Regions from separate parts of the Homo sapiens genome. Here all the other regions are linked to region 2. The links are chromatin loops, found by intact Hi-C in ENCODE. Cell type or tissue: GM12878. All regions are shown on one strand. Region 1 has its middle 330 kb from the start of CNR1. Region 2 holds the start of LOC105377882 (a long non-coding RNA gene). Region 3 overlaps RNGTT (RNA guanylyltransferase and 5'-phosphatase). Region 4 has its middle 5.8 kb from the start of LINC01590. Region 5 overlaps RNGTT (RNA guanylyltransferase and 5'-phosphatase). Region 6 has its middle 71 kb from the start of CNR1. Region 7 has its middle 55 kb from the start of AKIRIN2.

Region 1 (4,000 bases), 560 kb before region 2:
CAAGCCAGGCTCTCTCTCTCTCTTTGCACTTATTTTTCCCACTGCTTAGGATGCTCTTTCCCCAGATATTTGGGTAAATATTTTCCTTATTTTCTTCTGGATTTAGCTCAAATTTCAGCATATCAGGATGTCCTTCCCCAGCCACCTATTTAAAATTTAACCCCCTGTTCTGCCACATACTTTCTGTTCCTCTTTCCTGTTTTTTTCTTTTTAACTCCCCACTAATACTGTATAGTTTACTTACTTATAATGTTGATCATTTCCTCTCTTAAAATATAAGTTTCACAGGGGCAAGAATTTTCATCTGTTTTGTGTCCTCAGCACTTAGAAGAGTGTTTGGCATATAGTAATTTTTGTTGAATAATTGAATATACATAATAGAGAGGGAGAACTGAAGATACATATATATATAGAGAGAGGGAGAGAGAGAGAAGCAGGGGGTGATATCAGGAGGAAGGTCCTTGAGAATGAGAGATAACCAGCTTTTAGGGGAGCAGGGACACTTCTTCATTGGAGTAAGAGATAAAAGGGGTGCCTGGGCAGTTTCGTCTATACCAGGGCTTCTCAGCCTTGGCACTATTGACATTCTGGGCTAGATAGTCCTTTGTAGTTGGGGGCTGTCTGTTGTAGGATATTTAGCAGCATGCCTGGCTAAGATATCCCAGTAGTAGCCACCTCCTCCAGTTGTGACAATCAAAAATGTCTCTAGACATTGCTGGATGTCCCCTGGGGAGAACAATTTCCCTTGGTTGAGAACCACTGGTTTCTTTATTTAGACTGTGAAGGGGGACTTTTTAGTGATGACTCTTATTCCCTCAATTACGTATAAGATGCGGTCTTCAGATGAGAGTTTGGGGGGAAGGAGTAAGAGGTTTGAAGAAAGAGAAGCTATGTAGTGGTGGCCTCAGAGTGGGAAAAGGCAATGGTGAATAAGAAATAGGCTTGCCTCCTTCCTGGCCCTGAGGAACATGAAGTGGGGTGAAAAATAGCCTCTTTGTCAGAGGGCTGCAGGGGAGGCATGCTTGGTGGACAACCATTCAGAAATTAGGTTTCTGATCACAGACTAAGAGTTTTACAGAGCTCAGGGAAAACATTGGGGAGGGAGGGGTGTTGGATGGGATTAGGCTTGTTCAGTATAGTGTGGGGGCTGAGAGATCCATATAACTGCTAATGGGAAGCCTTGGGTTTCTGAAGGGGACTGATATACAGTAGGCTGGGACTAGTCCTGAGAGCCTGATGGAAGGTTGGGAAGCTATCAGATCAGTGTCATAGTCCTGAGTACTTTACTTGAATGTGCAGTAAGCCTCCTGGAGGAGAGGTGGCCAGCCCTTCCATGCTTTCATTACTAATGAGGATGGAATTATTGTTTCTGTTTCCATTTCAAATCGGTCACTGCTAGTCTAGGGAAAAGCTTCACAGTTTTGTATATTTATCTTATCTTTAGCCTCTTTGCCAAATTCTCTTATTAATTCTAATAGTTTTAATGAAGTTTATTAGTTTTTTAGTTAAGCAATTATACCATCTGTAAATAAGTTTCACACTTTTAATGTGACCAATACCAACTGAGGCCCACTGTATAAAACTCATTCCTGAGACCCTTTTCAGCCCCCCAGCTTAGTCTCCCGTTCATGGTTAAAGCAGTTATTCTGTTCAGCCACTGGATGGCAGTGACTCAGCATATCTGTGATACTTGGTTGGTTTGTAGGTTTGTGGAGATATTAGCTGCGCAAACTTTATTCCCAATAGAAAAAAAAAATCTATTTCTAGCAAATTCAAAAAAATTTAGAACCAGTCAACTTTCAGCTAGCTGTAAATATGTATCTACAGATTATCTTATATCAAAGCAACACAAATGAGTTCTTGCTCATTAAAAGGCCTTTCTGTTCTTATGGTTCTTTAGCAAGTCCAATAACTTTAAGGATCATTTACAGTGGGAAAGATCTTTATATTTCAGGAATTCCTTCTTCATAAGCTGGGCTTAATTTTGGGAGATCGTCTTCAGCTTTGTCCTTTGAATATTTGAGATTATCTCCTTTTTAAACTGAAAATGATATCAATCTTATGAAATCTAGCTCTGTTTTTCTATTTCTTCTGTTTCATTTGATAGTTTGACTCAAAAAGAAATGGTACATATCAAGACAAGCTGTCTCTCCAAGACCTGATTTTCTAATATCATCTTGAAAAACTTCATGTGAAGTCGTCCCGAAATGGTTTACTTCTCTATTTGCCAGCCTTGCTTTGAACTCAGTGGAATGAGTCATTAACCTTAGCCCTCCTGGGAAACAACAAGCCAGGAGTATCACTGGATTCTTATGATCAAATTATCCCAAACAACATATAAAATTTATATTATCAGAAAAGAGTAGGAATAAATACAGTTTTCTCTATACAAACAACTACATTGTTTGGTACAATGAAAGCACAGAATTTGTGTCCTAAATTTCTCTTACTCTATAACAGGAGTCAGCAAACTTTTTCTGTAAAGGGACAGACAATAAATATTTTAGGATTTGTGCGTCATATGGTCTTTGTAACGACTATTCAACTTTGCTGCTATAGTGCATAAATAACCCCAGACAATACATAAATGAATGAGCAGAGCTGTCTTCCAATAAACCTTTATTTACAAAAACAGGCTGTGGGCCAGATTGGGCCTGTGGGTCGTGGTTTTCCAAACCCTGCTTTATAGTAAAGTTGTTCAATGGAACTCTGAGGATGTGTGGGACTTAAGTGAACAGGGTCAGAGAACAGGTCCACAGCCAGTGAAATCAGAGAATGGATCCGGGGGTACATCAGGACCCACAGAGTAGGTGTTTGTGGAAGACAGCCCATGTTTCAACTTAGAGAAGTGACTATAAAAATGGAACTAAAACCTAAGAGCAGGAAGGCAAGAGACAGGGGCATGGTGCTGTTTTAGATTCCCTATCTGATTTCCTTGTAGCTGTGAGAATCGCATTGCTAATTATAGTGTCTTGAAACTATTTTCAACCCCACTCTTTCCCTGGGAGTAATGGATTATGCATAGTACAAAAAAGTGCATTTTGTCCAGGCAATGTTTCCCGAGGGACACTCCCCAAAGAAACTACCACCAGAGAATTTGAGTGTGACAGTTTCTTCTCATTAGAGATTCCTAAAAGCCTGGGAATAATCTGTTGTTTACAGTCTCTGCTAACCTTTTCACTACATTGAGGGATCCTAATGGGCTTCTGCCTTTCTTCTTTGGGTAGAAGGAGAAAGAGAAGGATGTATTAGCCTCTGACACAAAGAGACAAAGGAAGGGTCAGAGGCAAGGGGAGCCAGCATACGGTTCCATGGCTCTCTGGAGTATGGGGCAGCGATTGCCTGGCTTCCTCACTTTTGCATCTCTAGGCCCTGGGGCAATGCTGGCACATAGTATGTGCTGAATACTGCTTATAGAATGAATGAATGAGCTGGTTCTCAATGGATAAAGAACAGAGTTAATTGGATCATCCATTTGCTTCTTATGTTCTACAGTACAGAGTGAGAAAGAAGGACTTAAGATCAATGATTATACAGGAATTCACTCTCAAAGAATTTTGGGGTCCAGGCCATATCCTTCCTGTAACATACAGACTTCCCTCTCCACTTAGCCCATTAGGAACCCTCTGTTCTTGGAAACCGCTCAGCACTGATTACTCATCCGGCTCTTTTGTGTACTATGCAAGTGTTCAGTTTAGCTTACTTTTTTTTGAAGCTAGGTCCAAGGGGGACAGAGTTGAATAAAACAGTCTCCCCCCTCAAGGAACTCATGGTATGACACGCCTATATTATGTATCTATGTCTTTTCTCCCCTGTGAAGATTATAAACCCCATGATGTAAGGTACCCCTTCTTTTGAATCTGTCCAGTTACTACTGTGGGGCGGAGGATTCAGCTTAATGAATATTTGCTGAGTGTACAACATATGTACTTATCAGGCCATCTCCTTGGCACAGCTCTTAACCAAACTGAGTATTTTAAAATGGCCCACTCAAGCTGGG
Region 2 (4,000 bases):
CTTAGAGGTGATCTTGTCAACATCCCACCCAACTCAGCCAATAAGCACATATTGAAATTGTGACCAAAAATTTGCCCATTTACACAAGAGGAAGAGAACCTATTTTCCCCAAACTAACATTCCATAGTTTCTTATTACTTACCCCAAGAGACTCCCACAATCTTTAGAATCAAAATGGTGCTTCCTTCTAGGGTAGATCTTTTGTTTTAGTTCTCTCTCTCTTTTATCTAACAGTTTCTCTCCAGTTGATAGGCCTTCATTTATTTGACAGTCAGTGATTAAGCCATTCTTTGTCTTTCTTTTCTCTAGAAAAGATACAGATTCTGTTCATCCTAAGTATGTACAGGGCCTTTAAAAATCACTCTTGTGGGCCGGGCGCAGTGGCTCACACCTGTAATCCCAGCACTTTGGGAGGCCAAGGTGGGTGGATCACCTGAAGTCAGGAGTTCGAGACCAGCCTGGCCAACATGGTGAAACCCTGTCTCTACTAAAAATGCAAAAAATTAGCTGGGTGTGGTGGTGCACCCCTGTAATCCCAACTGCTCAGGAGGTGGAGACAGGAGAATCGCTTGAACCCAGGAGGCGGAGGTTGCAGTGAGCCGAGATTGCACCATTGCAGTCCAGCCTGGGCGACAGAGTGAGACTTTGTCAAAAAAAAAAAAAAAAAAAAGCACTCTTGTGTATTCCTTTTCCCTAAGAGAGCCATATCTAAACTAGTCCAGATCTAAAACAATGCCAACATTTTCTGGGGGTAACTCACCAGGAATGAACACTTCTCAGTGCTAAAAAGCCTTTTCTATTTTCTTGCTCTAGGTAAAGCTCTTTTCCTCTTCTACTCTGGAAACAGGGAGTAACTGAGCATTGTTCTCTGTAAAAATAACCCTTCATATATTATATATATTCTTTTTTCAAAGTGGCTAAATTACCCTCAAAGTATTGCTTTCTATAAAAGCCCCACAGTATATCCAGCTAAAAGAGGAAGGTTAAATAGAATGTGTGAGCATAGTGATTATTTTAACAATTAGAAATTATTCTGATTTATAAATGCCCTTTCCTTATATATGGTTGCAAATGGTCCTTTTTTCCTTCATCTTCCTGTCTTAGCTTCCCCACCATCAAAACCATCATCCCAAAACCTAACTATTCTGCCTAGAGTGTTGATTATCAAGTTAAATTGTTGGTTTTTCCATATAACCTATCTCTCATCCTCCTACTGACTTCACTACAGTGGGTTGTTTGTTTTCCTGAAGACTGGGCCTTGTGCACCTTCGTGTACTTAAGCCATGCAAAGGGAAGAGAACCTACTCCATATATAGTCACTGGTTGGAAACACAAATGAACAGATGAATGAATCAGAAACACCTGCATACAACCTCTAGATTAGTCAAAAATGCCTAAATAACACCACTGGATTGTGTTCAACCCAACCAGATAATAACTATTTTAACAGCTACCAGTGTTAAGCTCCCCAACCAGGCTTGTTGCTTTACCTATGATATGTCCTTCAGCTTACAACCCCCCTGTGAGGTAAGGGGTTAAGGGAGAGGATTAGCAGAGGTTGAAAGACTGACTGTAATGTCCCCATCCTTTAGTGTCACCCTGATCTTGCCCTCCTCCCTGCCTCCCTGTCTTTAATCATTGAGGTCCTGCAGTCCATGAAGATTTCTGTAGTCCTCATGGGCAGCATTCAATCCGCCAACACTGAGGAAATCAGCCAGCTGGCCTTGCACGAAATCCTTCCTCTCCCATCTCTTTGTCCTGGGCCACAGGAGTGTGTAGTCTGGTTCCCATGTGCCACCTGCTGGTCTCCTGAGTCACTGCTTCCGAAGTGCCTGAGTAGTGCCGAGTAGTGGCTGAAGAAAGGGAAGGAGCGGCCTTTTCACAGCATGTGCACGAAGTGACCCAGATGCCTAGACTGGGGTGTGAATTAGTTCATTCTGACTGCACGTCAGCAGTGGAGACTAGGAACCTGAGGCACTGGGGAAAGAGGTCTCTGCCCAAAGCCATAATCTGTGTTTAGGAATTCTTAGTCAAAGCATTCTTTAGGCATGCAATCTGCCGAACATCCAAAAACAAATGTTTAAAACAGAAAACAAAAGTCTCTGTGCTCATATCATAATAAATACGTGTACAAGATGAATGGGTCAGATAAAACAAGAAAGGGTTATTCGGGTATTTGGTAAACCTATGGCAGTCTCTCTGGAATAAAATAAAGAGAGGAGGGAGGCAGGAAGAGAAGGAAGGAAGGAGAGAAAAATATACACCTTCACCAGAAAAATATTGCTTAATGTACATGTAATTATTCCTAAAAACTCTCCAGCTGAAAATGTTCAGGATTTCTTTTTTTTACTTGAACTAGCCTTTTGGAAATTTATACAAAATAATAAAAATCATTGATTACAAGCTTATTAAAAATTAGATGCAGTCACAGAGATATAAGGTGGGTGCTTATAGAGATAGCAGTATTGATTCGCTAGCAACAGCTCTTCGCTCATAGCTATGATCCAATGAGCTTCTCTGGTGGTTTCCCAAGGGTGAATTATGGCCTCAGTCAGTTGGGTTTCTGGGCAAACATTTACATGAATGATTCTGTACAGAGGCTCTCATGTCTCCTCCCATATATTCTTCATCTAGATCACTAAATAACACTTCTGAATTTCCAGAGACATGTACCTTTGCCTTCTGCTTTAAGAGGTCTTTATTTCAGCTGGGTGTGGTGGTTCATGTCTGTAATCCCAGCACTTTGGGAGGCTGAGGCGGGCGGATCACGAGGTCAGGAGATCGAGACAATCCTGGCCAACGTGGTGAAACCCTGTCTCTACTAAAAATACAAAAATTAGCTGGGCGTGGTGGCACATGCCTATAATCCCAGCTACTTGGGAGGCTGAGGCAGGAGAATCGCTTGAACCAGGAAGTCAGAGGTTGCAGTGAGCCCAGATCGTGCCACTGCACTCCAGCCTGGTGACAGAGCGAGACTCTGTCTCAAAAAAAAAAAAGTCTTTATTTCTCACACACGTTACCTTTGTGTAAAATAGTTTCCCTCCTAAATATCTTCCCCTGCTCTGTTTTCTTCAGCCTGAGGCTCAAAAATTTTTACACGGAAGCCATGTCAATGAATGATTACAGAATTCTTTTCATTTCTTCCTCAAAGGCCAGAAGAATACTGAGGAAGACAATCCCTCCCCATCGTCCTTTTGCCTGAGCTTCTGCTTAAATGCAGGTCTGAGCAAAGTTGAAAACCATGGGCCCTCAGGCAGAGACCTCATAAGCGCTGTATTTAAGGATCTGAACAGGAAATAAAGATTTTGACTTTTTTCTTGGCATTGTGCTTGGCCCTCTGGTTTCTCCTAAGGGCAAGCCCATTTCCTCTGTATCTCGGAGTCTGTTTTGTTTTGTTTTTTATATTATTTTTATTATTTTTTGGGACAGAGTCTTGCTCTATTTCCCAGGCTGGAGTGCAGTGGTGCGATCTCAGCTCACTGCAACCTCCGCCTCCTGGGTTCAAGGGGTTCTCATGCCTCAGCCTCCCAAGTAGCTGGAATTACAGGCTTGCACCACCATGCCCAGCTAATTTTTGTATTTTTAGTAGAGACGGGGTTTCACCATGTTCACCAGGCTGGTCTCGAACTCCTGACCTCAGATGAGCCACCCGCCTCAGCCTTCCAAAGTGCTGGGATTACAGGCCACTGCACCCAACCGGATTATCTGTTTTTAAAATGGGGCCAGAAATTTTGGAATCAGAATGTTAATAATATTATACAATGATGGTTAATATGCACTGAGTGATGACTATGTGCTAGACACTGTGCTAAACATTAACAATGGGTTGTCTCATTTAATGCTCATAAAACCCTATGAGATAGGTAAGAACTCTTATTATCCCCATGTTATGAGTAAGCATAGGTGAACTACAGTGGATTAAAGTACCTTGCTTATCGTCTCTTTAACATGAAATTCCTTCAACATAAGTAAACACCTATTATGTGCTAGCCAATAAACT
Region 3 (4,000 bases), 830 kb before region 2:
TGGATGTTGAGATTGTAAGTTGGTGCAGCCAGTGTGGCAAACAGTTACATAGTTCCTCAAAATGTTTAAGATAGACTTACCATGTGACTCAGCAATTCCACTCTCAAGTATATACCCAAGAGAAATGAAAACATATGCCCACACAAAACTTGTACGTAAATCTTCTTATCAGCATTATTCATAATAGCCAAAGGGTGGAAACAACCCCAAATATTTATCAACTGACACATGGATAAATACGCAAACAAAATAACTCTTCCACCAGGCACAGTGCCTCACTCCTGTAGTCCCAGCACTTTGAGATGTCTGAGGTGGGCATAGTGCTTGAGTCCAGGAGTTTGAGACCAGCCTGGGCAACCTGGTGAAACCCCATTTCTAACAAGAAATACAAAAAAAAAAAAAAAAAAAAAAAAAAGCTGGCCATGATGGCACATGCCTGTAGTCCCAGCTACTTGGAGGCTAAGGTGGGAGGAACACCTGAGCCTGGGGAGGTTGGGGCTACAGTGAGCTGTGGTGGGGCCACTGCACTCCAGCCTGAGTGACAGAGTGAGACCCTTCCTTAAAAAAAAGGAAAAAGAAAATACCTTTCATTTAGACGACTGTAGTGGATCCTCTTAAGCAAAGAGACTCTGGATATTATGCCAGCTGGATTTCAATTCAAGCTCTGCCACTCTTTACTCAGGTTCTCTCTCTGTTGCTTGTGTTTCTGTAACTTCATTATGTGGATAATAGTGCCTACCTCGTGTGGGACTTTAATGACATAATACATGTAAGTCCTTTAAACTACTGCATGTTACATAATAAATACTAAATATATATTTACTATTTTTTAAAAAGACCACTGTCTCTGTAGATTCTACTGTGGCAGAGAGCAGAAAAGCAGTATGCTGTGGCTGCAAGATATACTATTGGTCATTCTAGGCAAAGGCAGATGTCTTCTGATAGTACCACAGATTGGTACAGAGAAAAAAGTATTTGCCAACTTGTATATAAGATTTTAGAGGCTACATTGATTGGTTTCGTTAAAGACAGCACATCTGAAATGGCAGCTGCACTTGGTTTAACATGATTAAATTTATGATAATCAAAAATCATTCTAAATCTCTGATGGTGGTACTAATTTTTGTATTTCCCTTGGAGATATGTTACTGCTTTTGGTTTATTTCCCTGGTAGGGAAGGCTGGTTGAAGGGGCTTTTATTTGGCCTTTCCTAGCATAATGACCCTTATTCCGTGGGTCAGACAGCCAATGTGGAAATTCGTTTTCCAAGTATTTCTCTTCCAGTTATACATCCAGTAACTGGAAAATAACCGCAGGTTGTATTTGTGGACATACCGTCACACTTAGATTTAAACTTGAGCCAGTAATCCATTTATCACCTGATTACCCTAAGCTCTCCATTTAACTTACGGACTGCAGTGGCATTTTGGGTTCCTGGCAATTCGTGTCTGTTTAAAGTAAGTGTCTGGTAATCCCCTAGTGGTCTGGGTGTTCTTTCTTTTGGATTATAATTTTTTTATTAGATTTTTCTTTTGAAAGAAAGAACATCCGTACCACTAGGGGGTTACCAGACACTTACTTTAAACAGACACGACCACTAGGGGATTACCCATCGGGGATTACCAGAACAATCACTTTAGCAAATGCTGCTCATCCTTTGAAAAACTGTTGGAAGATTTACAGCAAGGGTCAGCACTTTTTTTCTATGAAAGGCCAGATAGTCAATATTTTAGGGTTTGTTGCCTATGTATCTCAACTACTCAAGTCTACCATTGTGGTGCTAAATCAAAGCTAGACAATATGTGTATGAGTGAGCATGACTGTGTCACAGTGAAACTTTATTTACAAAAACAGGTGTGAGGCCAGATGTGGCCTGTAGACTATAGTTTGCCAACTGTGGATTTACAGTACTGTACATGGTTGTAGTAGTATTGCAATACCTTCTTTAAGGGGATCTGGCCTCCCACTTGTATTGGGAGGCTTAGGTATTTTTGTTGTTGTTTGTTTGTTTTGAGATAGAGACTTACTCTGTTGCCCAGGCTGGAGTGCAGTGGTGCAATCTCAGCTCACTGTACCGTCCACCTCCCGGGTTCAAGCGATTCTCCTGCTTCAGCCTCCAGAGTAGCTGGGATTACAGGTGCCTGCCACCATGCTGGGCTGATTTTTTATAATTTTAATAGGGGTGGGGTTTCACAGTGTTGGCCAGGCTGGTCGCAAACTCCTGACCTCAAGTGATCCACGTGCCTCGGCCTCCCAAAGTGCTGGGATTACAGGTGTGAGCCAACATGCCTGGCCAGAAGGTTCTGGTTTGTTAACCAGGTAAGGTCTGCACATTTAAAACTGAGAAATGCTAGCTTCCTAGCAAGCAGAATGGAATATATAGAATTGACTGCATGGTCTCCTTTACTTCCTATCGGAAAAGTCTTTTTACTCTGCTGACTAGAGTGTATGTGTGTGTGTGTGTGTGTGTGTGTGTGTGTGTGTATTTCTTTTGCTTCAATTCATTAAAAAAAAAAATAGAATGAGCTGGGTTTGGAAGCTGAGGCAGGAGGATTGCTTGAGCCCTAGGAGTTTGAATCCAGCCTGTGCAATACAGCAAGATCTCATCTCTGGGAAAAAAAAAAAAAAATCGTTTTCTCATGCTTATTTGAATTAGTGTTACTCTTTTTGAGAAGGAAATTGTGGTGGTAAAATATTTTTCTGAATGTTGAAGAACTGTTCTTATATAAGGAAGGATTAAGTATGGGGGAAAAAGTCTTACTACTTTGCTGAGCAGCATTTTTCTGTTTTCTACCCTCTGCCTCTTTCACAAAATGAAATGTTTAATTCTTTCATTTATATTTTATTTAAAAATTATTTTAAAGAAATAGACATAAAACACTAATGTAATCACTATTATTATAGTATGCTTAATGACTAAGCTATTTGGTATGTAGCTGGTTGTATTTTTTTATGTATAATATAGCTATTTTTATTATTTAGCAAATGACCCATAGTAACTGCTTTCTTATTTGAAAATATTCTCATCACCCAAACATATTTTAAGACAAATGCTTCGTTGGCTTTCAGTCTTTGAATGGTTACTACTGTTAACATTCTTGATTATGTTTTACTTCCAGTGTGCCTAGGAGAGGCAAGGAGGAGCTGTGACTGAACTCTTTTCAGTTCCTTTGCCTGGTTATCTCTTGGGTATTAGTAACTCTTGTTTCCTCTGTTATTTCATCCTTCCTGCATTCAGCAGAAAATCTTTCCCAGGCCGCTTACCAAAAACCAACATCATAATCAAAGTGTCTACAAGTAACTAGTAGGAGAAAAGGAGCATGTGGCTTTAAAACATCTACTTATGACCTCACTGGAGTCAAATTACTTATTTTTACTTGTTAATTTACTAAATAGAAGTATATATCACCTTTGTTTTATAATTTGATTCTTTGGAATTTAATTTTCATATTCATTTTAACACTATTCTTTACATTAGTACCTTTCGCTTATGTGATTTTTCTCAATTAATATATATTTTCATTAATTGCAATTTCTCTAAGTTACCTTTTATGTTATAAAAAGCTTGTTACCTGGTGGATATTATATAGATTAAATATTAGTTAAATTCCTACTTTGAATCACATTGAAGTTGGTGGGGGGGAAAATGAAGTAACTTAGGAACATAGGATTTGAATGCAGACCCTCATGAGAGATGAGATGGGAAGAACTGCAAACAAATCTTGAACTCCTTTTTTATTAGGTTTGTTTTTTGCTGTAATTATGGTTGTGAAACGCCAAACTACTTTAGAAGTGTTGTAGGATTGAGCAAATGGGTACTGATGTTGGGAGTCAGGGTTCTCAGTGAGGAAGGAGAAAGATACAAATATGAAATGGAGGAAGGCAGTGAAGAACTCTGTGAGATGGATTAGAATTTTTAAAATATTTGAATATATATGTTCACATGTATGTGCATGTATATGAATACATATACATGATTGTGTTTGTGTATGTAATATGT
Region 4 (4,000 bases), 540 kb after region 2:
TATACAGACCACAGTGCCACTTTTCTTACATATATGTAAGGGAGCCACCTACTGTCAAAACAGGATATTACAGCTACAAATTCTCCCACTGCCCACCCCCAACTATACAACTGCATAAACTTAGCTGCAATAATTTAGATGAGAATTTTGCAGAATTCAAGAAACTGACGTAAAATAATTTTGGGGGTGGGAAGGAATAATCCACACTTCCCTGTGTCCTTTACAAGTTGGAAAATATTCATTAAGCACTTACCTGTTACGCATTGCAAGTCTCAAAGAGAATCCTGGTATGCTGGAATTAGTAAGGCAGTTTGTAGTAACAAATGCCCCTGCCAATTTCCTTCTTAGTATTTTTGGTAATGCTATTTCTTCCTGAACGTGTCTTTGCCTGTCTCAAGCTTACCTAGCCTGCAAACTCAGCTAAGTCTTACCTCCCCCATGAAGACTCTGCATATCTCCAGCCTGTTGCAGCCTCTCCTGCTTGGATCTCTGTTGCTTTGCTTCATCCCGGAGGCACACTCCTGTGGGCACTTCCTCATACATACACTGCTTCATGGTGATAGATAGCAATAGTTAGCATTTACCATATGTCAACACTGTTGGACCATTTTCCTTCTATTCACTTATTTAATTATCATATTAACTCAATGAGGTGATTACTGTTATAATCCCCATTTTTAAAAAGAAGAAACTGAGGCCTAGAGAGATTTAAAAAAAAACTTGCTCAAGGTCCTTAAGGTTATTAAACAGTAGTGTCAAGATTTAAACCCACGTATCTGCATTTCCAACTTACTTGTAAGCACTTGGTGGACGAGAACTATGTTCTAAAATTCTTTTGAAGTTCCCACATTGCCTAGCCTAGTGCTATGATCTTAGGGACTGATGTCCATAGTTTTACTACAGTTTACTAATTTTCCAGGAAATCAGAAGACCCGAGGAAGAAGGTAGTTTCCCCCCCATTAATCAGGCTGATAAAAAAGAAGTTTGGCAAGGTACTATAGCAATAATAGGGAACTTGTGTTAACCATGTACTATAAGCCTGGCACTGTGCTAAGCATTTTTATATATTATTTAATTCTTACAAGAAGCCTTTTCAGAGAAGTACTATTATATATATCTTATAGATGAGAACGCTAAACACAGAGAGGTGAAGTAACTTGCCTAAGGTCCCACAGATTCTAGCCTATGTCTAACCTATATGCTATCATCTTGCACCTACTGTGTAAGAATACTTATTTACAGCCGGGCACGGTGGCTCACGCCTGTAATCCCAGCACTTTGGGAGGCCGAGGTGGGCAGATCACCTGAGGTCAGGAGTTCGAGACCAGCCTGACCAACATGGAGAAACCCAGTCTTTACTAAAAATACAAAATTAGCCAGGCGTGGTGGTGCATGCCTGTAATCCCAGCTACTCAGGAGGCTGAGGCAGGAGAATCACCTGAAGCCGGGAGGTGGAGGTTGCGGTGAGCTGAGATCGCGCCATTGCACTCCAGCCTGGGCAACAAGAACAAAAGTCCGTCACAAACAAACAAACAAACAAACAGCTTATTTACAAGGGGATTTAGAAATTGCAGTGAATACACCATGAGGAAGATGGCCTTCTCTCATAGAACAATGACTCCTAATTTTGTAGGATTGGTACAGGAGGGCGAAGGTTCACAGAAGGATTGCATATTCTCAACTATTGATGTCTCTTTCCCTTGGGGATCTCATGAGTTACTGCTGCCATCACAGAACTGACCTCATGGGGGCAATGCTCCCAAACCCACAGCAACCCTGAGGCAAGGCTGGAACATTTACTAACGTCCAGGGTAATAGGACAAGTACATAACATAGAGCACCACAATCTGGTTACAAGATGTGGCTCGCTCTCCAAGGCTTGAACAAAATAAATTTTTTGACCCTCCTTCCTGCAGTGGCTCCATTCTTATGTTTGTGACAGAAGAGCAATCACCTGGCACCTTTCTCTTCAAAGTCAAGCCCCTAGAGAGCCGGGTGCAGGAGGAGGTGGAAGTTTCCAGTGGTGTGAGAATTTCTATTTCCTTTATCAAGGCCTGGAACTTGTACATATGATGGACATTGTAGATGACCACTCTCTTGGGTAGATGCCTTCCCCTTCAGCTACTAGCTCCAGGAATGAGACCTGCTCCTAAGCCTTGCTCCTTGCTATGGTCTGAATGTTTGCGTCTTCCCAAAATGCACATGTTGAAACCTAATCCCCAAGGTGATGGTTTTAGGAAGTAGGGTCTTTGGGAGATGATTAGGTCAGGACGGCTGAGCCTTCATGAATGGGATTGGTACCCTTATAAAAGAGACCCCAGGCTGGGCACAGTGGCTCACACTTGTAATCCCAGCACTTTGGGAGGCTGAGGCAGGGGGATCACTTGAGGTCAGGAGTTCAAGACCAGCCTGGCCAACATGGTGAAACCCTGTCTCTACTAAAAAATACAAAAATTAGCTGGACGTGGTGGTGGGTGCCTGTAGTCCCAGCTACTTGGGAGGCTGAGGCAGGAGAATCCCTTGAACCCAGGGGGTAGAGGTTGCAGTGAGCCGAGATCATGCCACTGCACTCCAGCCTGGGTGACAGAGTGAGACTCCATCTCCAAATAAATAAATAAAAGAGGCCCCAGAGCTGTCTTGCCCCTTCTACCATGTGAAGACACAGCAAGAAGAAGCCATCTATGAATCAGAAAGTGGGCCCTCATCAGACACCAAATCGGTGCCTCGATCTTAAACTTCTCCAGAACTGTAAGAAATACATTTCTGTTCTTTATAAGCTACTCAGTTTATGTTACTTTGTTATAGCAGCTGAAACAGATTAAGACATACCTCAAATGGACACCATAATGTCTAACTAGTCCATATAACATATTTACATGTACAATAATAGGTACAAGTAATAGCTGTCCGCAAACCAACTCCTTTGGTCAGGGTATCGAGAGATGAAAGGAATCACTGCACCCAGATGTCTAAGAGTTCAAAAGAAGCCAATAAGATGAAGGGGCTCTCACTAGGCGCTCATCCTGACAATGCCATATGCATGTGCACATGGGCCTGTGAGTGTGGATGAGAAAGGTGGTACACGCATTTTTGTTTCAAGATACTGCCTTTTGGGGTGCTAGTGACTGGGAGATCACTGGGAAGACTGCATGTGGAGACAAAGTGGAGGACAGTGCCTTCGGGATCACTTCTGCTGGTGCTGCCTCCAAACCTGTCTGCCTACTGGTGCCAAGAGCCTGACTACCTTGCGGAGACCCAGACCCATGCTTGTAGGAGCTCAAAGGCTATTCACTGATGTATATTAAGTGCTTGATTGATGTTTTTATTTTTATTTTAAAAAATAAACTATTTCTTTATCAGGCAACAATGCTTTACCTAGAAATTTCTTTTCTGGAGCTTGCCTTGGGTATCAGTTTGGTCTTTGCCCTCTACTGAACCCTCAGCTCAGCTAGCCTTAAAATATAAAGATTCTTACATGCTCCAGCAATTTCTTCTGATATGGCACACACCAAAAGTAGAAGACATTGTAGGGTCAGTGGTCATTGGTGAGAAGAGATGAAACAGTTTGTTCCACTTGAAAAATATTTCCTTTCTGATCACTTAAATGTGCCAATCATAAACATGGATATCAGTGATATCTCCAAATAGAGTAACATTCCATAAACCAGCCCCTGCCTGTTTCTGTATGGCTTGCAAGCTAAGGATGATTTTTTAAAATTATTAAATAGTTAAACAAAATTGAAAGAACAATAATATTTTATGAAATGTGAAAGTTACATGAAATCCAAATTTCAAAATCTATAATAAAGTTTTATTGGAACACAGTCATGCTCCTTCCTGTATGTATCATCTCAGGCTGCCTTTGCTCTATAATGGCAGAATTGAGTAGTTTTGACAAAGACTGTGTGGCCCACAAACCCTAAAATACTTCCTATTTGTCCTTTACAGAAAAAGTTTGCCGACCCCTGACATAGTGTAACAGACTCTCTTATGTTGATGC
Region 5 (4,000 bases), 850 kb before region 2:
CTTATTTTTGCTTAGTACAGTGCTCTCCAGCTCCATCCACGTTACCACAAATGGCATAAATTACTTTTCTGGGGGTAAGGCTGAATAATATTCTGTTATATGTACACCACGTTTTCTTTAACCATTCATCCATCGCAGGGCATTTAAGTTGCTTCCATATCTTCGCTATTGTGCATAAAGCTGCAGTGAATGGGAGAGAGCAGATATCTCTTCATGATCCTGTTTTCAATACTTCCAGATACATACTCAGAGGTGGGATTGCTGAATCATAGGGTGGTTCTGTCTTTAATTTTTTGAGGAACCTCAATACTGTTTTCACTAATGGGCTGTACCAATTTACATTCTCACCGAAGTATACAAGGGTTCACTTTTCTCCATATCCTTGACAACACTTGTTATTTCTTGCCTTTTTGATAATAGGCATCCTCGTAAATGTGAAGTGCTGTCTTATTGAGGTTTTGATTTGCATTTCCCTGCTGATTAGAAATGCTGAGCAGCTTTTCAATAGGTCTGTTGGCCATCTACGTTTCTTATTTTGAGAAGTGTCTATTCAGGGCCCTTACCCATTTTTAACAGGTTATTTGTATTTTTAATATTGAGTTGTATGATTTTATATATTGGATATTAACCCCTGTGGATGTATAGTTTGAAGATTATTTTTTCTCATTTCATAGGTGACCTTTCACTTTGTTCATTGTTTCTTTTGCTGTGCAGAAGGTTTTTAGTTTGATATAGTCCCACTTGTCTATTTTTGCTTCTGTTGCCTGTGCTTTTGGTGTTATATCCAGAAAATAGTTGCCAAGACCAGTGTCAAGAAGTTTTTCTTTGTTTACTTCTAGGAGTTTTACAGTTTCCACTTTTGTGTTTAAATGTTTAATCCATTTGAGTTGATTTTTGTGTATGGTGTGCACCTTTTTGTCTTTCCATTCACCCCGTACAATGTGGTAGTTAGTATATATTTTGGAATCTGGAATAAAATACTTGGGTTCAAATATCTTTTCTACCAATTTCTTTATGACTCTGTTTTGTGATCCATGAGAAAAGGGTACTATGTTAGATTGAACTACCTCATGGAGCTATTTTGAGAATAAAGTGATTTAAGAACACTCAAACCAGTAACTGGTGAAAAGTGAAAAACTCAGTCGATGTTAGCCCTTAGAAGTTATTGCTGCCTTAATTATTCTGTGTAAAGGGCATAGTAGGGGATAAAACTAGAGAGGATGAATAAGGCTAGGTAAGTGGGCACGGGGAGGTGGTCTTTGGTTGTTAGGTTGAGAAGCTTGTATTATTTTCAGTAAACCATCTAACCAGATGGATTCAGGATCAGTTGTATTTGATAGGGCCTGTTGATAATAGGGATAACAGTTAGGTTGATCACAATAGCCTGGGTGAAAAAGTAATAGAGATAATTGGTGGAATATGGAATTGGTAGAGATCGCATCAAAGATGATTCGAGAGTTTTGAACCTTTCTGGTTAGGAGCATTATGTTAATCAGAAATGGAAATCAGAATGGAGATGAACTAGTTTTTTGTTTAAGAATATAAATGATTCAGTTTTAGATTTAAAACTTTAGGCTGCCTTTAGGGTACTAATGAATAAGCCAGTGCCTGGCATACTTTTATTTGGGAGAAAGTTAGGACAAAAGATGAAGATTTGGGAGTAATTTTCATTGTAAGTGTATTTGGAGTCTTAGAGGAGTGGATGCTGTATAATGTGTAACAGTGAAAAGACAAATAATAGATTCTTGAAGAATGTGCGTTCATAATTGATTCCATTGTTTTACTGTCTCTAGTAGCATTACTGTCTAGGATTTCTAAAGTTTTCTTTAAAAATAAATGCTGTAATAAAACTAATATTATAGTAAGGACAGGGATCTTTCTTAGCTTCAGATGTGATCTTTGTGAAGAAGGCATTATGTCTCAGGTTTTACTGTAGAACCTGGTGATAACTACTCACATTTTACTAGTGGAAATAATAGAATAACATAAGCCTGCAAGGTGTTTTTAGATATCTCTGGTCTAGATATCCTGTTTTAGGCAAGCAAAATGCTATTATTGCATTTTTACAAATGAGATAGATAAAGCCCACTTTGAACTTGCTTAAAATAATTACGTTAGTAGAGGCAAAGAGGGACTAAATACGTTGCTCCTTTGCCGTTACTAATGCTAGCTTCATTTACATCAGGTTTTCTCAGCCTTGGCACCATTGACATTTTGGGCTAGAATTCTTTGTTGTGGGCAGCTGCCCTGTGCTTTGTAGGATGTTTAGTAGCATATCTAGCCTTTAACCACTAGATGGCAGTAGCACCCCCTCCCCACCTCTTGTTCAACCAAAAATGTCTCCACGCATTGCCAAATATCCCTTGGAGGCAAAATCTCCCCTAGTTGAGAACCAGTGCTTTACACCACAAATATATATCATGTATACCTCCAGTTAGCTTCCTGTCCACCTTAGTTTTACAGACTTCTCTTTGGCATATGGCCATCTTCTACCTCTAAGCCAGGTTCTGTTCTCATCTGGTCAACACTTTCTTAAGCATCTTATTTTGCTGCCTGACGTTTACATTTATTATGTTTTTGACTTTACAATGGCAATGGATATCTTGGGTTATATTGGTAATTACGTTTACACCTAACATATCCCCAGTTTTTTTTTGACAGCTCACCTCATACAATCAGATTTATTTCTATAAACTAAGTATTGTATTTATCAGTTAACTATAGCTCTGATAATTATTTTAACCTAGATACATGCTGGTAAATTGAATTATATTACTCTGACTATACACGAGAACATGTAGAATGGTGTTTTTATATCCTTGTTTATAGTTCAGCAAGATTCTGTATTTCAAGTTTGATAAATCATAAATATTTATTTCTAAAAGGCTTATTCAGTTTCTGTATTTGTAATATATTTGCTCTTATTATTTTGGGGATCATGAAAAAGGGATTATTTGGTAGTGATTTATATAATCTTTCATAAATATTGTTAGCTTATTTCATAATCTCAGATATTTCATTTTTAAATTAAGTGTACCTGAGACAGATATTTTTGTAGTAAGTTTTGAAATTCTGTATTTTTAATTATTTTATTAAAGTATTTGAGCATTTTACTAGGTGTTTTGTAGGCACAAAATTGATGTGATTTTTTCTGAAGTAGAATTACATTCTAATGGGTATTTCAATATATTTTACTCATAGAATCTGTGTCATTGTTGAATCTACATTCAATAACTGGGAGCTACAGTATTCTTAAAATACCATTTTCTAGATTAATTAATTAATTTATTTATTTGAGACAGAGTCTCACCCTATTGCCCAGGCTGGCGTGCAGTGGTGTGATCTTGACTCACTGCAACCTCTGCCTTTCAGGTTCAAGCAATTTTCCTGCCTTGGCCCCCCCAGGTGGCTGGGACTACAAACATGCACCACCATGCCTAGCTAATTTTTGCATTTTTAGTAGAGATGGTGTTTCATCATGTTGGCCAGGCTGGTCTTGAACTCCTGACCTCAGGTGATCTGCCCGCCTTGGCTTCTCAAAGTGCTGGGATTACAGACGTGAGCCACTGCACCTGGCCCCATTTTCTAAAATTTTATAATCATTAATTTTCATAAAGGTGCTTTGAAATTCCTAATAATATCAAGTCTAGTATTCCAAATTAATATGAATGATTTGATGTGCAATGAGATGAGGAGTTACTTAAGTTTCTGAATTATTGCTGTGTAAAAACAGAAGAGTTGATACATGTTGTTTTCTTATTAGACAAAATTGAGTCTTGATTTCCAGGCAAGAGAATGTGAATGATATTTAATATCTGTTATATAAATAAAATTACATATTAAAGCTTTTTAGAATTTATCATTAGGTACCTATTAGGAGATATTTTAAAACTATACCATCATTCAACTTTTCTAGATTTAATAACTTAGATTGATATTGGTTTCTAAGTGTTCTTGTAGTCACTTACTATAAACAAGTAGGAAACGGAACTAAAGGATG
Region 6 (4,000 bases), 310 kb before region 2:
AGGCATATGTCACCACACCTGGCTAATTTCCATATTTTTAGTAGAGATGGGGTTTCATGTTGGCCAGGATGGTCTCGAACTGCTGACCTCAAGTGATCCGCCCACCTTGGCCTCCCAAAGTGCTGGGATGACAGGTGTGAGCCAGTGAGTCTGACCATTGGCATCTATTTTAATTAGTGATGCCTACACTACACTTGTTATTAAATATTTTGAATAACATCTTTATTTATATGTGCTGCAAATACTTTCTTCCAGTTGGTGCTTATCTCTTCACTCCCCTGTTTGGTGTCTTTCTAGGAAAAGAAGTTCTTAATTTTAATGGAGTCAAACTTATGAATCTTTTCCTATTAGGGTTGCATATTTTTTGTAACTTGGTGAAGAAATCTTTTCATACACTGAAATTTCAAAATTTCATAAACATTTTATCCTGTATTTTTTCCAAAATTTTTAAAGTTTTGTCGTTCACATGAAAGTCCTTGGTTCATTTGGAATTTATTTTTCTCTATGTTGTGAGGTAGAGATATGTTTTCAACTTTTTCTCTGTACAGCTGCTCCTTAACTTATGATGGGGTTACATCCAAATAAACCCATTGTAAGTGGAAAATATTGAAAGTGAAAAATGCATTTAGTACCCTGATAAACCCATCATAAAGCTGAAAAAAGCCAGGGACCATCTGTAGTTAACAGATGGTTCTAGCCCTATCCTCAAAGACGTCCAAGTTGCACCTAACTCCCCTTCTCCCTGCATTAGCTTTCTTTCTACCAATGTTCAGAAGGGCCCTGCCCACTGTCTCTATCGCTATTTCCGACTGATGTTGCTACAGCCTTTAGTGCTCATTTCCATTGATTTATTTTCATTTTCACCCTGCTTCTCTCCTATCTATACTACTTACTTCTGGGCTCACATCTAAAGATCTACCTTTTAGAGACATTGGCCACTGGTCAGGAAATTCCTCCTTTTACTATGCAGTGTTTTTGTAATATTTAGGCCTTTGGTTCTTGAATTGGTCATTTATCTCTAAGCATCCAGGAACTTTTCATTTACATTCTTCTCTCTCCTGACTGCTTTTGGAAGGCTGGTCTCCAGAAAGTGGTGGTGTCATTATGGTCTCCTGCAAGATTTGAAGGAGAGACCTAACACATAATCCAACACCCCTGCTCTTCTGAGTGATTGACAGGATACAAATGGGCCTGAAGAGGCGAGCATTCTTTTCACTGTGACCCCCTAAGTATCTGCCACCAACTGAGAGATGGCAGGCCCAGCAGCAGATGCCAAGATCCAGTGACTGTGGCCAGGTGATGTAGCATAGTAGACAAGAGTACTGATTTGTTTATGGCAAGTGAAGTTTACTTCCCAAATTAGGTAGATAGTGACAATGTAACTTCTTCCTGAAATGGTCAGTATCTCCTATCCTGGCCAATTTACTATCTAGAAAGATCAGAGCTGGCCAGCAGGTAAAGGACTAATCTTCTGGGCAGAGGCTGATGAGTGGAATGTTCTCAGCAAAACCAGTAGGAGGCAGCCAGTCCTAGGGGATCCAGCTGAAAGCCTCAAGAGACAGCCTTCATCAGAAGGCAGGACAAAATGCCACAGGAGTTTGACCACAGACTACAAGAAGTCAGTTTTCTTCAAGGGACAAGGCAGCAGGGATCTAGGACTATATCTCAGAGACAGGAGTCTCTTCCCCAGAAAACGTGAGAAACAAGTCAAAGTTGAGCAGCTAGCTGTGCCTGCTAATCAACTCCTTCCATGAGAAATGAAAGTTCTCATGGCTTCTCTCTCCTGCTAGCTCACATGTTGTTGCATATTTTCTAGAAACATATGTTGCCCCTATGAGATTCACATTTATGTAGTGGTTTCCTCATAAGAGTAAAAGAACACAATTATAAAAACAGCTCCCTCTGGTACTTTACTCATGTACTCTGCCCCCACTCCCACAAAAAGCCAAGATCAGAAGGATTAAATGGTTTCAATTGCTCTGGAAATGATTACACTGACCAAATTATTTAAGTTTCACGATCTAAGCTTCAAGACTTGCCCAGAACACATACTCTGATTGATATTATACAACGATTTATTTTATCATGTGTTAATTCAACAATCCTTTAATGGGCGTCTTTCCCATGCTAAACAATGTACCAGGACTTGAAAAGGAAGACAAACATTGGGTGTACGAAATGGGAGCAAAAAGTCTTCCCAACACTGGTCATTTAGGGGTTGTACAGCATTTGAAGAAACAAAGGCAATTTTTATGTGACAGGGGAACTCCCTCAGAGCCACAGGAAGACTGATAAAATAAAAAAAATCTCTTTACTCTCTGTGGGCTACTATATATAAAAGGTTGTCAGGCCAACTTTATAAAACTCAAAGACCCACAAAAGCTGCATTACAGAGTCATGAATTCATTTTTGAAAATGCTAAGATGAACAGATAAACCAGTGAATTATACGAAAGTCACTTACTGTTATACATAACATTATAAAGAGGAGAATTTCTTTTCTAAATCTTTGAATGACTTGCAGAGTATAGCCACCAGCCCTCTGCACGTGGAATTGTGCTGCACCTTGAGAATGTTTGTTCAAATAGAGGCAGGACAAAATGTGAACTTCACAGGTAGCCGTGAAATGCTCTCCCTTTCCCAGCACACTATCTGCTTCATCCCCAGCTCTCACTTTTACTGGCTAGAGTGTTTAACATTGTTCAAGAAAAAGTGCTCTCTTATTTGTAAGACATAATGTACTACTGACCGAATGGTCCTGCTTTTTAAAGACAAAGTACTTGTCTGTTTGAACATGTTTAGTTTTGGATGCATGCCATTCAATATTCAGCTTGGAGTTAATAAGTGTTGGGGCACAGTGTCCGTGACTGAACATTTACATAATGGATATTATGTCCTTTTGGCTCAGTAATCATCTAATAACTTAATATTAAATAATGATTTCCAGGCTGCTGAGCACATGGTGAGTATCCATCCTTCATATTCAGGGCTTAATATTCTCCTAGCTTTTTTCCACGCTTGAGACCCAATAATATGCCTCATGGGACAATAAAACATCAGGATTGACATAGTGCATTGAAGAGACAAATGTTCACGGAGTAATTGTGCAGCTCTTGTACACTGATAGAAGAAGAATCTTGCCTTCTTATTATGGCTTCTTCTAAACTATCAAAACATTACCCAAAAAAGCCCCTCTTCCTGCTGTTATGTCTTATATTATTATTGGTCCCGTCAGAGGGTGACATTCTTGTGAGACTAATAATAATAACTATTTTTAATAGTTAATGACTAGTCCACATTTGTAAAATAAATTGTCTTTAAGAGGACATTGTTACAGTTGTAGAAAGTGGTTGACCCAATAGCCAATGTTTATAAAACATCTTGAAAATGAAGGCCACCACACAGGCAATAATCCAAAGGATGTTGGTATTCTTTTTCCAGCTTGTGAACATTGCACATAGGAGTTTAGAGTCAAAATTCTTCCAGGATACCTTTCCTACCGACTTGTCATTGGTCTAGTACCACTATATATGTAGGAGGTAAGTAGAGGCCATGGAATATGTTGGGGAAGAAGAAAAATGAAGGGCCAAATAAATTAAAAATGGGGATATATGTGCTGTAGATAAACCTTCCCTAACAATTTTGCCAGGGCACACCTTATATTTTAATTTTCTTTCATAATTTATTTTTGTTAACATAAAAATAGAGTCATCTTCCAGATTAAGGGAAGGTTGGAAGGAAAAATATATCACTTTATAATCAAAAGGTCTCAGAGTCACTATCTTAACCCAGTGATTAGTCTTTGTATGACTGATGGTGAGACATGAGATGGTGTCTGCATCTTGTGGTGATGCAACGTGAAGGTCACTGCTCTAAAGTAAAGCTTGATCTAACTTTAAGTTTATGAGAAATACATGGGATAGAAGAACAAATTAAATGAGATCATGAAGAAATGGTAAGGCAAATCCAGGAGGTGGGACATCCTACAGGATAAGTGGCTT
Region 7 (4,000 bases), 170 kb after region 2:
AGAGACGGGTTTCACCATGTTGGCCAGGATGGTCTCGATCTCTTGACCTCATGATCTGCCTGCCTTGGCCTCCCAAAGTGCTGGGATTACAGGCGTGAGCCACCATGCCCCGCCGATTATGTTCATTGTTACTATGTGCTTGACACAGTAAAATGGCAAGCCTAATTTAGGTTAATGTCCTTTTTAGCAAGGAACAGCTATATGGAAATTCATTAGGTGGAAGATGATGTCTTTAGGAGGACTGTCATTCTAGAAGTTGGCTACTGGGGAGCCCTTCCTTTCAAAAACTAAGATATATCCTTTATCAATACTCAGGAAACTATAGCTCAGCTTTTCTCAGATACATTTAATTATTTTATTTTATTTTATTTTATTTTATTTTATTTTATTTTATTTTATTTTATTTTATTTTTTGAGACGGAGTCTTGCTCTGTCACCCAGGCTGGAGTGCAGTGGTGCGATCTCCACTCATTGCAACCTCTGCCTCCTGGGTTCAAGCAATTCTCCTGCCTCAGCCTCCCAAGTAGCTGGGATTACACTTCCACCCGGTGGCTCACGCCTGTAATCCTAGCACTTTGGGAGTCCAAGGCAGGCAGACTCCCACCACCACACCTGGCTAATTTTTGCATTTTTAGTAGAGACAAATTTCACCATGTTGGCCATGCTGGTCTCGAACCTCAGATTATCTACCCACTTCAGCCTCCCAAAGTGCTGGGATTACTGCACCCAGCCTTTTTTTTTTTTTTTTTGAGACAGAGTCTGGCTCTGTCGCCCAGGCTGGAGTGCAGTAGCACGATCTCAGCTCACTGCAGTCTCTGCCTCCCAGATTCAAGCAATTCTCTTGCCTCAGCCTCCCAAGTAGCTGGGATTACAGGCATGTGCCACCATGCCCAGCTTATTTTTTTGTATTTTTAGTAGAGATGGGGTTTCACCATGTTGGCCAGGCTGGTTTCTAACTCCTGACCTCAGGTGATCCGCCTGCCTTGGACTCCCAAAGTGCTAGGATTACAGGCGTGAGCCACCGGGCAGAAGTGTATGTTCAAACAAATACATCTTCAGAGTTAACAAAAGAAATATAAGCATGAATTTGCTCATAAATATTTCCCATTTCCTGACCTTCCTATAATTTGGCTTTCACTTAGGTTTTTAATTCTAATACAGAGAGTGCCAGGCACATAGGAAGCAAACAAAAATATATTGAAATGAATGATGTCATCCATGTTGAGCCAAACATATTATGTATATAATTAATAATAGCATGAGTTAAATTAATAAGACAGAGAAATGGTCAAAAAAAAAAAATACCATGGCTGGTCACAGTGGCTCACCTGTAATACCAGCACTTTGGGAGGCTGAGACGGGCGGATCACTCAAGGCCAAGAGTTTGAGACCAGCCTGGCCAATATGGCAAAACCCCATCTCTACTAAAAATACAAAAATTAGCCAGGTACAGTAGCACACGCCTGTAATCCCAACTACTAGGGAAGCTGAGGCAGGAGAATCATTTGAACCTGGGAAGCGGAGGTTGCAGTGAGCTGAGATCACACCACCACACTCCAGCTCAGGTGACAGAGTGCAAAACAAAAACAAAAACAAAAAAGGCCGGGCGTGGTGGCTCACTCGTATAATGCCAGCACTTTGGGAGGCAGAGGCTGGCAGATCATCCGAGGTCAGGAGTTTGAGACCAGCCTGGCCAACATGGCAAAACTCTGTCTCTACTTAAAATACAAAAATTAGCTGGGGCATGGTGGCACACACCTGTAATCCCAGCTACTCGGAAGGCTGAGGCAGGAGAATCACTTGAACCCAGGAGGCAGAGGTTGCAGTGAGCCGAGATCACACCACTTGCACTCCAGCCTGGGCGACAAGAGTGAAACTCCGACTCAGGAAAAAAAAAAAAACAGCATCATAAGCACAGCTCATTCCTAAAGGAAAAGATCACCCCTAATTTGAAAAGGTTTCTGGGCTCATTATCTTACTTTTCTTAGCTCATCATACATGTGCAATGTTTGGCCACCCTGTACATTAATCAGCTCTTACAACATCCCTGTGAAATAAGTAGATGAGGAGTATCATTAGCTCCATGTGGCAGATGGGGCAAACCAAACATGTGGAAATTAAATGACTCACCTAAAGCCACCCAGAAGCCAATGGAGGAAGTGAGATTAGAACCCACAAGCTTCTGCTTTCTGTGCAACCAACCCACAGTCCCCCATTGTGAAGCTGAGCTTGCTCCCAGATTGCCACCTGAGACGCTGGTCCTACTTAGTCACTAATGAGCAACATCCTTGCTCTGGGTGCCAGGGTGGAGAGAGAAGGCACCCGAGCCATGTTTCCTATCCTCAGAGAAAGAAAAATATCCAAACATCTTTAAACTTAAGTTTATTTTTCCCTTCTCAGTACGTAGATAAATAGTAAGTAATTTGAGAAGAAGCTTTATCTTAAAGAAAAATAAGAGATTCAAAGGACAATTGCAATGGGCCTTTTTCAGATTAAAGGGATCTAAAACATTTCTGTTCAATGAGCTTGAAATGAAGTTCAAATTCAGTTCATAAGCTTATCTCCAAATTTCATTTTTTAAAGTACCTCAAACATAAACTCCCACTCAACTCGATCAAAAGCCTCTCCTGCTTCAAGAGACAGAGCAACAATCAGCCCCCTTGTTCATTTAGCCAAGTCAGTGTTCTTAATCAGCATAAAAAACAACAGGAGCCAACGGGTGGTTTTTTAATAAAAAGTGGTTTGATGAGGCTCCAGGCTGGTGGCAGCATTCTCAGCCCAGAAAAATATGAGTCGGGTCCTCAAACACGCAAACAGGCCCAAGAACAGGGACCCACTCCAATAGCCGATATTTATTCAAGCCTCAAACCCTCTATTATGTACTAACTTCCACCTCATCTCCCTGCTTCTCCCTGCTCAGCATTCCACATTTCCCACCCTCGTTTGGATCAAGGTTCAGTGCCCCCTTTCTCACTCCCAAAAATATGTCATTTGGAATTTTCTTCCCTTCCCTTCCCTCTCAGCAATTTGGTGCTAAAGCCTTTAGGTGGGGCAGAGCAGGATAACATCTGTGACTAATGAGGGAAGCCACCGTGGTCCAGAGCTGGGTGTTGGAGCCCCAGCAGGGTGAGAAAAGTGTCTGCACAGGAGGGCTGCTTGCTGTGTGGTGTCAGAGACTGAACAGGATAGGACAGTGTTCCTGCAGGGGCAGCCTGGCTTGGGGTGGCAGAATCCCAGTGGAGTGAAGAGGGTGTCCCCATGGAAGGGTGGCTGGGTATAAAGTTTCAGAGTCCAGGTAGAGTGGGAGGACATTCCCAGGATAAGAGCACAGAAGGAGAATAGGACACTAGTTACAAAGAGGAGATTAGTCAAATAAGTAACTTATTAAGGATAATGAAAGCCAGGTTTCCCATTGTTGGAGGAGGGAGTCACAAATATTGAAACAGAAATCTGGAATGAACCCTGTAGTTGTCCAGTTGAAATTGGAAGTATCTAAATGATGTTATGGTCTTCAATATATTTATATAGATATAGGAATAAATATAGCAATGTGTGCATGCATACATACATACATATTGTAGAAGGTAGAATAGTAGACCCCCAAAGATTCCTGTATCCTAATTTCCAAAACCTGTGAACATGTTACCTTACATGGCAAAAGGGACTTTGCAGGTAAGATTAAGTCAAGAACCTTGAGATAAGGTTATCCTGGATTATCTGGGTGGGTCCAATATAATAACAAGAGTCCTTATAAGAGGGAGGCAGAGGGCGGGCACTGTGGCTTACACCTATGATCCCAGCACTTTGGGAGGCCGAGATGGGAGAATCGCTTGAGCCTAGGAGTTTGAGACCATCCTGGACAACATGGTGAAACCCCATCCCTACTAAAAATACAAAAATTAGCCTTGCATGGTGGCGCACGCCTATAGTCCCAGCTACTAGGGAAGCTGTGCTGGGAGGATCACCTGAGCCTGGGAGGTAGAGGCTGCAATGAGCTGTG

The links. A loop is a pair of places that touch in the nucleus more often than their neighbours do. Peaks named below come from ENCODE experiments on the same cell type or tissue, not always from the same donor. Only the 100,000 strongest peaks of a DNase experiment are listed, where the experiment ranks them.
Region 1: a loop joins it to region 2, with 13 times the contacts of the local background. A loop is called at or near these places in 43 of 110 quality-filtered maps.
Region 3: it touches region 2 in a loop (4-fold over the local background); 6 of 110 quality-filtered maps call a loop at or near these places.
Region 4: it touches region 2 in a loop (6-fold over the local background); 8 of 110 quality-filtered maps call a loop at or near these places.
Region 5: it touches region 2 in a loop (10-fold over the local background); 54 of 110 quality-filtered maps call a loop at or near these places.
Region 6: a loop joins it to region 2, with 14 times the contacts of the local background. A loop is called at or near these places in 20 of 110 quality-filtered maps.
Region 7: a loop joins it to region 2, with 2.8 times the contacts of the local background. A loop is called at or near these places in 3 of 110 quality-filtered maps.

The regions. Positions count from the first base shown.
Region 1 is chr6:88,490,686-88,494,685 of GRCh38, reverse strand. No RefSeq gene overlaps it. Among named protein-coding and RNA genes, the nearest start is that of CNR1, 330 kb to the right of the region's middle. In GM12878, a CTCF peak has its summit at 1,678 (motif pointing right); DNase peaks (open chromatin) are centred at 135, 745 and 1,388; H3K4me3 peaks cover 129 bases; H3K27ac peaks cover 1,620 bases.
Region 2 is chr6:87,927,786-87,931,785 of GRCh38, reverse strand. LOC105377882 (a long non-coding RNA gene) reads right to left here and starts at 345. Exons shown (of 3, transcript XR_001744246.1): 1 at 143-345. In GM12878, a CTCF peak has its summit at 1,797 (motif pointing left); a DNase peak (open chromatin) is centred at 1,805; H3K27ac peaks cover 752 bases.
Region 3 is chr6:88,759,503-88,763,502 of GRCh38, reverse strand. The region is part of intron 13 of RNGTT (RNA guanylyltransferase and 5'-phosphatase); the gene reads left to right. Among named protein-coding and RNA genes, the nearest start is that of RNGTT, 200 kb to the left of the region's middle. In GM12878, a CTCF peak has its summit at 1,577; DNase peaks (open chromatin) are centred at 1,642 and 3,209; H3K4me3 peaks cover 236 bases; H3K27ac peaks cover 3,401 bases.
Region 4 is chr6:87,389,274-87,393,273 of GRCh38, reverse strand. No RefSeq gene overlaps it. Among named protein-coding and RNA genes, the nearest start is that of LINC01590, 5.8 kb to the left of the region's middle. In GM12878, CTCF peaks have their summits at 47 (motif pointing left) and 1,744; a DNase peak (open chromatin) is centred at 13.
Region 5 is chr6:88,779,289-88,783,288 of GRCh38, reverse strand. All of the region lies in intron 12 of RNGTT (RNA guanylyltransferase and 5'-phosphatase), which reads left to right. Among named protein-coding and RNA genes, the nearest start is that of RNGTT, 180 kb to the left of the region's middle. In GM12878, a CTCF peak has its summit at 2,298 (motif pointing right); a DNase peak (open chromatin) is centred at 2,378.
Region 6 is chr6:88,235,799-88,239,798 of GRCh38, reverse strand. No RefSeq gene overlaps it. Among named protein-coding and RNA genes, the nearest start is that of CNR1, 71 kb to the right of the region's middle. In GM12878, a CTCF peak has its summit at 1,509 (motif pointing right); a DNase peak (open chromatin) is centred at 1,518.
Region 7 is chr6:87,755,213-87,759,212 of GRCh38, reverse strand. No RefSeq gene overlaps it. Among named protein-coding and RNA genes, the nearest start is that of AKIRIN2, 55 kb to the right of the region's middle. In GM12878, no CTCF peak of the experiment used is centred here; a DNase peak (open chromatin) is centred at 2,152; H3K27ac peaks cover 2,484 bases.